2 separate regions of the Homo sapiens genome follow, and region 1 is linked to region 2. A link is a loop called in an ENCODE intact Hi-C map of the cell type or tissue named here. Cell type or tissue: ovary. All regions are shown on one strand. Each heading gives the region's core, and the rest is flanking DNA. Links, peaks and the distances in the headings are about the cores only. Region 1 overlaps RCAN1 (regulator of calcineurin 1). Region 2 holds the start of CLIC6 (chloride intracellular channel 6).

Region 1 (5,311 bases), core at 59-5,058, 66 kb after region 2:
TCTAAAGCCTGTGCTGCTCATCATCTTTTTTTTTTTTTTTTTTTCTGAGACCGAGTCTTGCTCTGTTGCCCAGGCTGGAGTACAATGGCACGATCTCAGCTCACTGCAACCTCTGCTTCCCGGGTTCAAGTGATTGTCCTGCCTCGGCCTCCTGAATAGCTGGGATTACAGGTGCCTGCCACCACGCCCGGCTAATTTTTGTATTTTTAGTAGAGACAGGGTTTCACCATGTTGGCCAGGTTGGTCTCAAACTCCTGACCTTGTGATCCACCCGCCTCGGCCTCCCAAAGTGCTGGGATTACAGGTGTGAGCCACTCCACCTGGCTGCTGCTTATCATCTTAAAGCATGGCATTAATGCGAGTGAATTTTTCATATATCTTTCACATCTCATTTCAATCCTAGGATAGCTCTGTGAAGAGAGTGTTTTTACCTACGGGAAACAGAGATTCACATGAGTTACGACTCTTCATTCTTTCAGTCATGTATTTATATTATATTAGGGTTCTCTAGATGGACAGAACTAATAGGATAGATCGATATATATAAAGAGGAGTTAAAAGGGAGTTTGTTAAGGAGTATTGACGCACACAATCCCAAGGTGAGGTCCGACAATAGGCTGTCTACAAGCTGAGGAGCAAGGAAGCCAGTCTGAGTCCCAAAGCTGAAGAACCTGGAGTCTAATGTTTGAGAGCAGGAAGCATCCAGCGCAGGAGAAAGATGGAGGCTGAGAGGCTAAGCCAGTTTAGTCTTTTCACATTCTTCTGCCTGCTTTTATTCTGACAGCTGATTAGATGGTGCCCACGCAGATAGAGGGTGGGTCCGCCTTTCCCAGTCCACTGACTCAAATGTTAATCTCCTCTGGCAACACCCTCACAGACACATTCAGGAACAATACTTTGCATCTTTCAATCCAATCAAGTTGACACTTAATATTAACTATCACATATATGTAATGGATGTTTATGCATGCCGATGGCGTGCCAGGCAGGTGGCACCCTGCTGCTCAGGTGGAAGGCAGTGCCTGGACACTGGCACCAGGCAGACCCAGATTTGAATCCTGGCTCCATCAATCCATTCATTCATTCATTTATTCAACAAATACCTTTTGGGTGCCATCTCTGTTCTGAGCACTGTGCTGGTTGCAAAACCAGCTGTGGGGCCCCAGGCTGGCAGCCCACTTCCCCAGTGTAAGGAGGGCACAGCTCTAGACAGATCTTGGTGAATGACAAACACCACCTCTCCCTTCACGGAACTCACAGCCCACTTGCCTGTCATTCCCCACACCCTCATAAGGTAAATCAGAGTTTTCCATGTAGGAATCTGCTCAAAAAGAGCATTTCTTCAATGTGATTCTAGTTCTCTTCCACACAGCTTCTCTGGCTTACACCCGTACCCTGTTTTGTCCAGCATGTGGCTAGAGAGGAGGTACATTTCAGTCACTTAAACTTTGTGTCTTTAATTGGTCTTGGAAACATATACAGTACTGATCTGAGATGACCCCTGTGTCAGGGATGATTTAAATGACCCCAAGATGGCCGGGTGCTGTGGCTTATCCCTGTAATTTCAGCACTTTGGGAGGCTGAGGCGGGCAGATCACCTGAGGTCAGGAGTTGAAGACCAGCCTGGCCAACGTGGCAAAACCCCATCTCTATTAAAAAATACAAAAATTAGCCGGGCGTAGTGGTGGGCGCCTGTAATCCTAGCTACTCGGGAGGCTGAGGCAGGAGAATCGCTTGAACCCGGGAGGCGGAGGTTGCAATGAGCCAAGGTTGTGCCACTGTACTTCAGTCTGGGCAACAGAGCTGTGTCTCAAAAAGAAAAAAGAAGTGACCCCAAGACGGATTCTGTCCAGTTACTGCTTGAAGATTTGCCAAAAATAGCCTCACAAGGCCAGATCACTTGAGTAAAATGTTTCTCAAAACATCTGCCAACATTGAAGACTTTTCCAAATGTCATGATGGCAATTATTGATTGATAAGGTGACATGTCTCATCCACTTTGTCCATCCTGGCTTATGCCTGTCATCCAAGTGAAATCATTAGTAGCACCCTCTCCCACTCTGAAGCTTGAGTGATAAATTATAATTATAGGTCCTCTATTCACTTAGCACTTACAATCAATTATACTTACAATCAATTATAGGTCTCCTATTTACTTAGCACTTACCACTTGTGCCAGATATTTTAGGTACATCATCTCTTTGAATCCTTCTTACAGCCTTCTAAGATATATACTATTATTTCCCCATTTCATAGATGAAGGAGACTTCTTCACCCTTTATAAAAATAATAAGCACTGTGGAATCCCGGGGTAACTGGATATCCGACTCTGGGGTTCTCGAAGTCCTGGGACCAGAAGGTTCTTCCAAGGCTGTGCCTTTCATCTCTTCAGTGAGAAATTCGTGCTGAGAAGGGTGACGAAATTTCCTCAAGGGTGCTCAATAGATACTAGCAAAACTCAAAAGCAGGTCTTTTTTTCTTGCAGCCTGCTGGTTTTACTCTGCCCACTTAATTCTCCAACGAATAATGTTCTCCCCTTTCCCAGCGCCATCCAAAAGAACCCGGAGCATACAAACCGGGGGACTTCGGGAGTCCAAGCCAGCTGGAACCCGGTAATATTGCCAGGGAAGGCTGTCCCCAGGCCGCAGGTAGGGAGAAGCAGTCTCCAGCTTGTGGAGGGGCCGGAGAGCTTTGCACCGAGGGCCTGTCCAATGCTGTTCAAAGACCAGCGGTCGCCGCCGGGGGGCAGTAACTTCATGTGTGTGCTGCAGTGGAGCTTGCTGGTTGACTTACACTTTATTTCAGGCATCAAAGGCAAAGTGCACTTTCAGAAGGGAGAAGTCATGCCTTGTGCTGCAGAGAAGCTATTATTATAAAGATAAGTGTGTAATTGAACCTTTCAAGTGGAGAGACACCCCTCTCCCTCCAGCAGAAACTGTGCAGGTGAGAAAGCCGCTTCCTGAGTGGACCTATTCCCTGCTGCTGGGAGATGCTGCCCGCTTTGTTTAGAATACAAATAGGGGAACGTGCTCACCTGAAGGGGAGACTTTTGAAAGGAATGACCCTCCTCCTGAAGATGACTGAAATTATCAGCATTATTATGAAAAGAATATGAAATATGAAAATATCAGCATAAAGAAATACAGAGAGAGAACTCAGATGAAAACATTTTATTTCAGAGATAATGGGAATTTTCTGAGCTGGCTTCAGGTATTAGGTTACTCAGTAGATTAAGAAGGAAAAGCTTTTGCTGGTAGGCAGGTCACCCGGATGATTCCAGAATTACCACCACTCTAGTCAAGTAGTGACAGTGTTCTGGGCTGGAGTCACGATTCTGGGGAATTTGTACAGCTTCCCTCACATGCATCCCAACCTGTAGATCTCAGGTGGTCTGGTCCGCAATCAGTAAAACTGCTGTGCAGCCCCTCAAAACAGACCACCCTTCAGAAAAATTCACTGTGTTACAGTTCATGAACTGCCTGGAAACACCTGCAGGTGTTTGGAAAGTGATTCAGGGTTCATTTGTATTGGTATCTCTTTCTAGAATAGCTAAATTCAAGATGTATCTTTCAAACTAGACACAGGGTGAAATGGGGTGCGGGTATAGAGCTTGTTGGTTGTGGGGGTGACTTCCTGCATTTAGTGAAAGGGGTGGTTATGCAGAGGCAGCACAGAGCATTCTGTGTTGCATTTGTGGCTTGGAATGAAGTGGACCCAGCTGGCTGCCTTCGGGGCTGTGCCTGAGATTCTGAGCATCTTCAGCTTTGTGTCTGTAAAGAGGTCTAGATGGTGGCTTACTAGGATGCTGTGAGAATTGCATGTAGCATGGTAACGTTTGTGATCGTATCAAGGACAGGAGATACTCAGAAAATATTTATTTAGTCTTTATGAAGGATCTTGTTTTAATGTCAATGAATATGTTGTTACCAGTTTTATATTAGGTCAATGTTTAATTTTTTGCTTATTTTTCTGTGCATCTATTTTCTTTAGGTGCAGGTTTTGTTGCTGCTTATTAATCTTAGTAATTTTCATGGCTCAGCTGAGAGTGCAGTGAGTGTGAAGGTGTCTATACCTACACATGTGATCACTGTTATCTCTGAATCCTGAATGTGGACAGCATTCACCTTCTTTTTTTTTTTTTTTTTTTTGAGACAGAGTCTCACTCTGTTGCCCAGGCTGGAGTGCAGTGGCACGATCTCGGCTCACTGCAAGCTCCGCCTCCCAGGTTCACGCCATTCTCCTGCCTCAGCCTCCCAAGTAGCTGGGACTACAGGCGCCCACCACCACGCCTGGCTAATTTTTTGTATTTTTAGTAGAGATGGGGTTTCACCGTGTTAGCCAAGATGATCTCGATCTCCTGACCTCGTGATCCGCCCACCTTGGCCTCCCAAAGTGCTGGGATTACAGGTGTGAGCCACCGTGCCCAGCCTAGCATTCACCTTCTTTATAGATGGACACCCACCTTAGTTTAGAGTTGTTCTTGTTAAACTACATCAATGTACAGCAGTAAGGAGGGTTGGTCTGGATTCAAATCCCAGTTCTGCCAGTAACCAGCTGTGTGACCTTGGGCAAGTAACTTAACTTCTCTGCACTTAGGTCTCCTGGTTTATCAAGTGGGATTATAAAAGCTCCTACCTCCTGGGGTTGTGTTGTGAGGATGAAAAGACATAATACAAATAGAGGGCTTACAATAATATCAGGCTCATAGTAAGTATTTAGTATGAGTTAGCAATTTTATTAAAATGCAGAAATTACAGTGTCTACATTGCTTGCAGCTGCTTAACCTGTTCCTGGGACAGTGCCTGCCACATAGTAGGCACTTAATAAATATTTGTGTATCAGTGGAAGTAAAACATCATCATGAACAAGAAAATATTGTTAAGTCCATTAAATAATAAGCTTTATTTTCCCATGAGTAACTTAGGCACTTTCAGAAGCTGTGTGCATTTTTTCAGGCCAGGGGGTCCTGCAGCTTAAAAATTTTGCAGTGGTGTGTGCCTGCATGCATGTGTGTTTGTGAACACACGTGCATGTGTGTATGAAATGAACAGATTTAGATACTGAATATTCAGAATACCGCAGCACCATATATGCTATGCCAGCAGACTGGCATGGCTTATTAACACTTATAAATGCTTAGAAAAACCTGTATTAATTTCACTATAGTATGTTGAGACTTTGCTAAAAGGATGTTTTAATGTGAAATGAGCTTTGCTACAAAGTTGCAAACAACTTAAGACTCTAAACACTTTTTTGAAAATAAATCTCAACATAATGAATATGAAAGCCTCATGAACTATAAAGCATAAAA
Region 2 (5,440 bases), core at 128-5,127:
AGGAGCAGATTTGGGGTCACACAGCAGCACTGCGCTCCAGCTCTTCCCAGCAGCCTCTCAGGGGCTGGTGTCCTGAGGTTATGTCCCAGGGTCTTGAAAAAAGCCAGAAACAGCACCTTCTCACTAGGGAAGAAACACACACACACCCCTTCTTTCCCAAGCCCCTCGCCACCCAAACAATTCTTAAAATTCTGATGTTAATCACATTGGGAGCATTTCCTTTTACTTATTAAAATGTGCTTGCATTTCAGCCAGAGAGATTTAGATGGTAACTGGTTTCTATAAGCCTGGAAGTATTTCTGAAGGATTATGATTCAACATGAAATGCACATTCTTGACCTTATTATCTCCAACTTTCCTGGGTCTGGCCAAAGGTCCTCAGAAAAGGCTTTTTAAACAAAGATCCTGGTGTGAACTGCTGCTGAGCTTTGTTCTTTCATTTTTCATGCCTTGTAAATAATTCCTGTTTAAATTCAAAACTTCCTCAGTTGTGTCTCTACAGATTCCTTCACAGAATCCTTGCTCTCTTCCCATGTGAACTGAGGTTAAAAACATGACATACAAGCAGATGATGTTCAAGTCACCGGCATCTTGTATTCTTCCAAATTCAATGTTAAAACGTTCAAAAAACATTATGTCAATAAGGCTCCATTCCCCCCTAAACGTACATTGTTGATTCTACCAAAATGGAATACCTTTTTGGAGTTGAAAACATTGACCAGCTCTGGGTCTCCGAGATTGAGTCTGGAAGGCACCTCCCACATTGAACCTACCTGTCTGCGTTTTTTGGCTTCAAGTATTAAAGCTTCCTTTGGCAGAAATCCCTTTGAACACCAATAGGGTGCGTTGCTTTTCTTCTTCTTCTTCTTTTTTTTTTTTTTTTTTTTTAACTTTTTAGTTAATTCGTTAATAACCTCCTGACTAGGAGGGCTGGTTAGGATGTTCAGGTCAAAGGACAGTGGGATGCTGAACCCACAACCCCACATCCTCATTGGCCCCCATCGCACTCCCCGTCGCCCCCACCCCCAAAGTCTTTGCTTCCAAACCATTGAGTCCTCCCGCAAATGCCCTGGAAACTCTTCTCCGGGAAATCCCGGCTGTCCCGCCTACCGCCCGCGCATGGAAGCGCCTGATGACAATCAGGATACCACCAAGGGTTCCTCCCTGCGCGTCCCTCTGGGATCTGAGATGACCAAGACCTCGAATGGAAGGGGGTCGTCCTAAGAATTGAGGGAAGCGAGCTTTACCTTGACGAAGAGGGTGATGTCGTGCTCCTGCCCCAGGGCCCGGGGCTCGGACGCCTCTCCGTCCTCCCGGCGGCCGTTCACGCGCGCGGCCTCGCCGCTACCCTCGGCGGGGCCCTCCTCGGCCAGGTGGTTGCTGAGCTGGGCCTCAGGCTCCGCGGCGCCCCTGGAGGCCTCCCCATGTGGGCTGCTGTCGGGGGATTCCTCTTCGCCCCCCGCTGCTTCCTCCTCCCTTGGCCCCTCCGGGCTCCGCTCTCGTCTCTCTTCGTCCTCCCCCGGCTCCTGCTGTGGCCCATCCCCTACCCTGTCCTCGCCAGCGTCTGCCCTTGCGTCCCCGGGGGCCGCTTCTTCGGACCCCTTTACCCCCGGGACCTCCGCCTCCTCCGCTGCGTCCCAGGCGAGCTCACCGGGGCTGCGCCCCGCACTCTCCCCGGCTGCGACCTCAATTGCCTCGGCCTGGGGCGAGAGGCTGCCGTCCCCCGATTGCTGCGGCTCACCCGAGACCCGGCGCGCCCTTCCTGCCGGACCCTCGGCGTCCATGCTGTCCCCCGCCGGGCCTTCGGCTTCTACGCTGTCCCCCGCCGGGACCCCCGCTTCTACGCCGTCCCCCGCCGGGTCCCCCGCCTCTACGCTGTCCCCCACCCGGCCCTCCGCGTCTACGCTGTCCCCCGCCGGACCTTCCGCGTCTACGCTGTCCCCCACCCGGCCCTCCGCGTCTACGCTGTCCCCCGCCGGGCCCTCGGCTTGTATGTTGTCCCCCAGCGGGCCCTCCGCGTCTACGCTGTCCCCCGCCGGACCTTCCGCGTCTACGCTGTCCCCCACCCGGCCCTCCGCCTCTACGCTGTCGCCCGCCGGGCCCTCCGCTTCTATGTTGTCCCCCAGCGGGCCCTCCGCGTCTACGCTGTCCCCCGCCTCCCCGGACGCGCTACCTTCCGGGACCTCAGGCCTCTGCTCCGCCTCCTCCTGCCTCTCGGGGGCCGCAGAGTCCTCGGGCTCCCTCTGAGCCTCCCCGCGGGGCTCGCCCTGCGCGCCGCGTCCCGGGCTCGCCCCCTCCACCTGCTGCGCGCCGCTTGTCTCCTCCCCTCCTTGGGGCACCTCGGCACCCTCCGGGGCTCCCTCCTCGGCCTCAGTCTCGCCGTGCGCCCCCCTCGTGCCCCGCGCCTCGGCCTCCGGGCCCCTGTCTGGCCCGCCGCCTCCTGCCTCCTTCACAGCGGCGGCGCCCCTCGGCGCCTCCTCTGCGCCCTCGCTCCCCTCCGGCCCTTCTGCCTCCCCGCCCGCGGCTCCTGGCTCTCCGGGTCTCTCAGCCAGAGGCGCGGGGACCTCCGGCGGCCCCTGGGGACCCGGGGCAACCCCCTCCGGCTCCGCGGCCTCGGCCATGGCCGCAGATCCCTGTCCTTGATCGGGACTCCTTCCTTGACGCTGCTTAAGGGTCGGTGGCGCTGGGCAAGGGGCGTGCTACGGGGCCCTCTGTGCTCCTTGAAGGACGCCGGCTCCGGGATCCTGCGGCAAAGGTTTAGCCGGGGCACTGGGGCCTTGCGCAGGACCCGCAGGGCAAACTCCGCTTGGCCCCAAGCCTCTGCGCCCCTTCTGCCCAGCTGAAACTCCCTGGACTCTTCCTCCACTGCTGGAGCTTCTCCCCGATTGCGCGTCTGCTTCCCACCGGGACCCCAATCTCGCCCGCGGGCCGCGGAGGTGCAGTGCACGGCTGGAGAGGGCTGCTTCGCTCCTGCGCCTTTGGAAGTGCCCGGCCCGCTGTCCGCTGTCCTGGGGTTGACCAGAAGTCCTTGGTGCCAACTCCATCCCCTGGGGCTTGGGCGGGGTTTGTCTTCCCCTCCTCCCTCCTTTGTTTGGGTAGCCTAGGAGCTTGGCCAATGACAGCCTTTCTCGTGACCCTTGTGGATGTTGATGAAAAGATTCTGGTTCTCCTGGCCGCTTGGGTGTTGTTCTCTAGAATGGCTTCAAGTTCCAGAGTCACTTAAATCACCCCCTCCAAACACACACCCCGACACCCAAACACCTAATCCCCACCTTACCCCAGGAGTGAAGCATCAAGCTCCCCCGGTACCCAACTGAAGATGTCCACATTGTGCCTGATGTCCAAGAGCAAGGGTGTAAATCCCTGAGAGAAGAAGCTGGGGAGGCTACGCTGGCCGCCTTCCCATGTCTGCAGGGCCCCCGGAGAGGTTCCAGAGGCCCCTCATATAGACGCACAAGGAGCCAGTCGAGTTTCTCTGACCAGAGATGGGCGCTGTTGTCCATGAGGGTCCGCTTCTCCGGGCCTGTCTGGAGGATCGTGGGAGCCCTGCGCTGGAAAAAGGTTACACCTTCATCTCCCGGGTCTCTTAAGACTGTAAGAGTCTGTGTATCTTGCTGATTCTCCTAGATTTCTAAACTCACCACCAGTGCTTCTGCCTCCAAGTTAAGAGCTTGGGAATCTGGAGGTGGAGAAAAGAAAATCCAAGATGTGAAAGAGGGGAGCTATGGAATTCCCTGGGTTAGGGTTCTCCCAGGATCACAGACCCAATACCTACTTTAAAAAGGAAGTTATTATGGTGAAAAGTATGTCGTAAGTTTATTATAAGCCAGGCTACTTCTAGTGGGTTACCAAGAAACTGGGTTACCCAAGGTGGCACTATGTAAATGTGGTGGAACGGGGATCCCAGCTCAAGACTGACTTGATTCATCAGGCTTTATATGGCTTTGATATTGGCCTAAGATACATGAGCCCCTCATGCCCACAGAAGGTTGTTTTCGTTGAAAGAGCTGGGTGTGCCTTTGATGTGGCTTGGGGTCACACCTTTGGCCATGAACATAATGTGTCTCCTTCTACTTCCCATTGCTCATCACTGATGGATGACAGGACAGGAGCCCAGAGACACTCAGCTTCATGCTACCTTTCTCCAAGGCTGTGCTCTGTCTGGGTAGGTACAGGCCAGAAGCTTCATCACCACAAAGTGGCATCTAGTCAAAGCATGACACTCACACAGGTGAGCCAGAGATGCACGTGAGCCGTAAAAGCTCTAGGCACCTAGAAAAGGAATCCTGCTGCATTCACCGGGGCAAGGTAGCAGCCATCACCCTTATCTTGTAAAGAAAGATGAAGCCAGCACGTTCAGCCCGGAACAGCAAACACAGTACAGGTTTACAGTGCTTTATGCAAATCCCATGAGCCCGGATGTGTTTCAGAAAACAGAATTGTTAGAAAGATGATTGAGTGATTTTACTGTATATTACATAACACAGAACATCACTTTGTGATCAAACACATTAATATTTCTGCAGTAAGACAGGCATCACATTTGGTGAGATATGGTAAAATCATACAAGCTTCAGGCCCCCCACCCCCAGTTTAGGTTCACCTCCAGCTGAGTTCAAGCCTTTCTGGTTCTGATTCTAGATGAGTTCCCAAAACAGCTTTCAGTATTCAGAGCCTTTTAGGATTTCAGAATGTGTATAAAAGGATTGTGGACCTGTGAACCATTGAAGGGCTCTGGGTTTATTTGCGCTGCTTAGAAAAATGTGAGATTAGTTAGATACATAACTTTGTCCTTAATAACAAACCGTCTTCAATGCTCAATGTTTACAAAGAACCAAATTAAAGACACTCATGCGAGTAATAATATTTAGCAAATTCTTTTAGCAAAGTCAGTAGATAAGAATTTCTGTCAATAGAGTGTCTTGTGACATTAGCTTACCCCCCAAAGTATAAAACTAACTGAGGAAAGTATTTTCCAAAACTAGTTCAGGTTGGTGCATATGTATTTGAAGGCACGTGTGTATTCAGTCATTCAGGAAATATTTCATAAACTCTAACTCAATCAAACTTGATAGAAATGTGCTGGCTATTGGGGGGGGGTGTGGTTGGAATATCTAGAAAAACCTCCTTTTGAATTGAGCTAAAGATGATCAGCTACTGTTTGCAGACTTGGCACAGTCGGAAACAAAGCTGTTGGCTGAGTGGCTGAGAACTGGCCTGAATAATGTCCTTGCAGAAAAACAATGCTAATAAAGTCTATTCTGTCCTGGAAACTGATCCTGTGGATCACACAAGGCTATTTGATCTTATAGGGTTTGGATTTATTCTTTTATAGGGTTTGGGGTCATTTACTCACATTAACATTGGCTCTCAAAATAACATTCTGTCTGCAGAATGTAGAATTTTTCACTTAATGATAATAAGCATTTTAAAATTTTCT

The links. A loop is a pair of places that touch in the nucleus more often than their neighbours do. Peaks named below come from ENCODE experiments on the same cell type or tissue, not always from the same donor. Only the 100,000 strongest peaks of a DNase experiment are listed, where the experiment ranks them.
Region 1: a loop joins it to region 2, with 4 times the contacts of the local background. A loop is called at or near these places in 3 of 110 quality-filtered maps.

Annotation. Positions count from the first base shown.
Region 1 is chr21:34,600,655-34,605,965 of GRCh38, reverse strand. All of the region lies in intron 1 of RCAN1 (regulator of calcineurin 1), which reads left to right. Among named protein-coding and RNA genes, the nearest start is that of RCAN1, 12 kb to the left of the region's middle. In ovary, for the core only: a CTCF peak has its summit at 2,737 (motif pointing right); a DNase peak (open chromatin) is centred at 2,725.
Region 2 is chr21:34,666,570-34,672,009 of GRCh38, reverse strand. CLIC6 (chloride intracellular channel 6) reads right to left here and starts at 3,016. Exons shown (of 6, transcript NM_053277.3): 1 at 1,248-3,016. The coding sequence starts at 2,621. RefSeq lists silencers at 1,304-1,383, 2,284-2,723. In ovary, for the core only: no CTCF peak of the experiment used is centred there; DNase peaks (open chromatin) are centred at 1,543 and 2,675; H3K4me3 peaks cover 1,740 bases.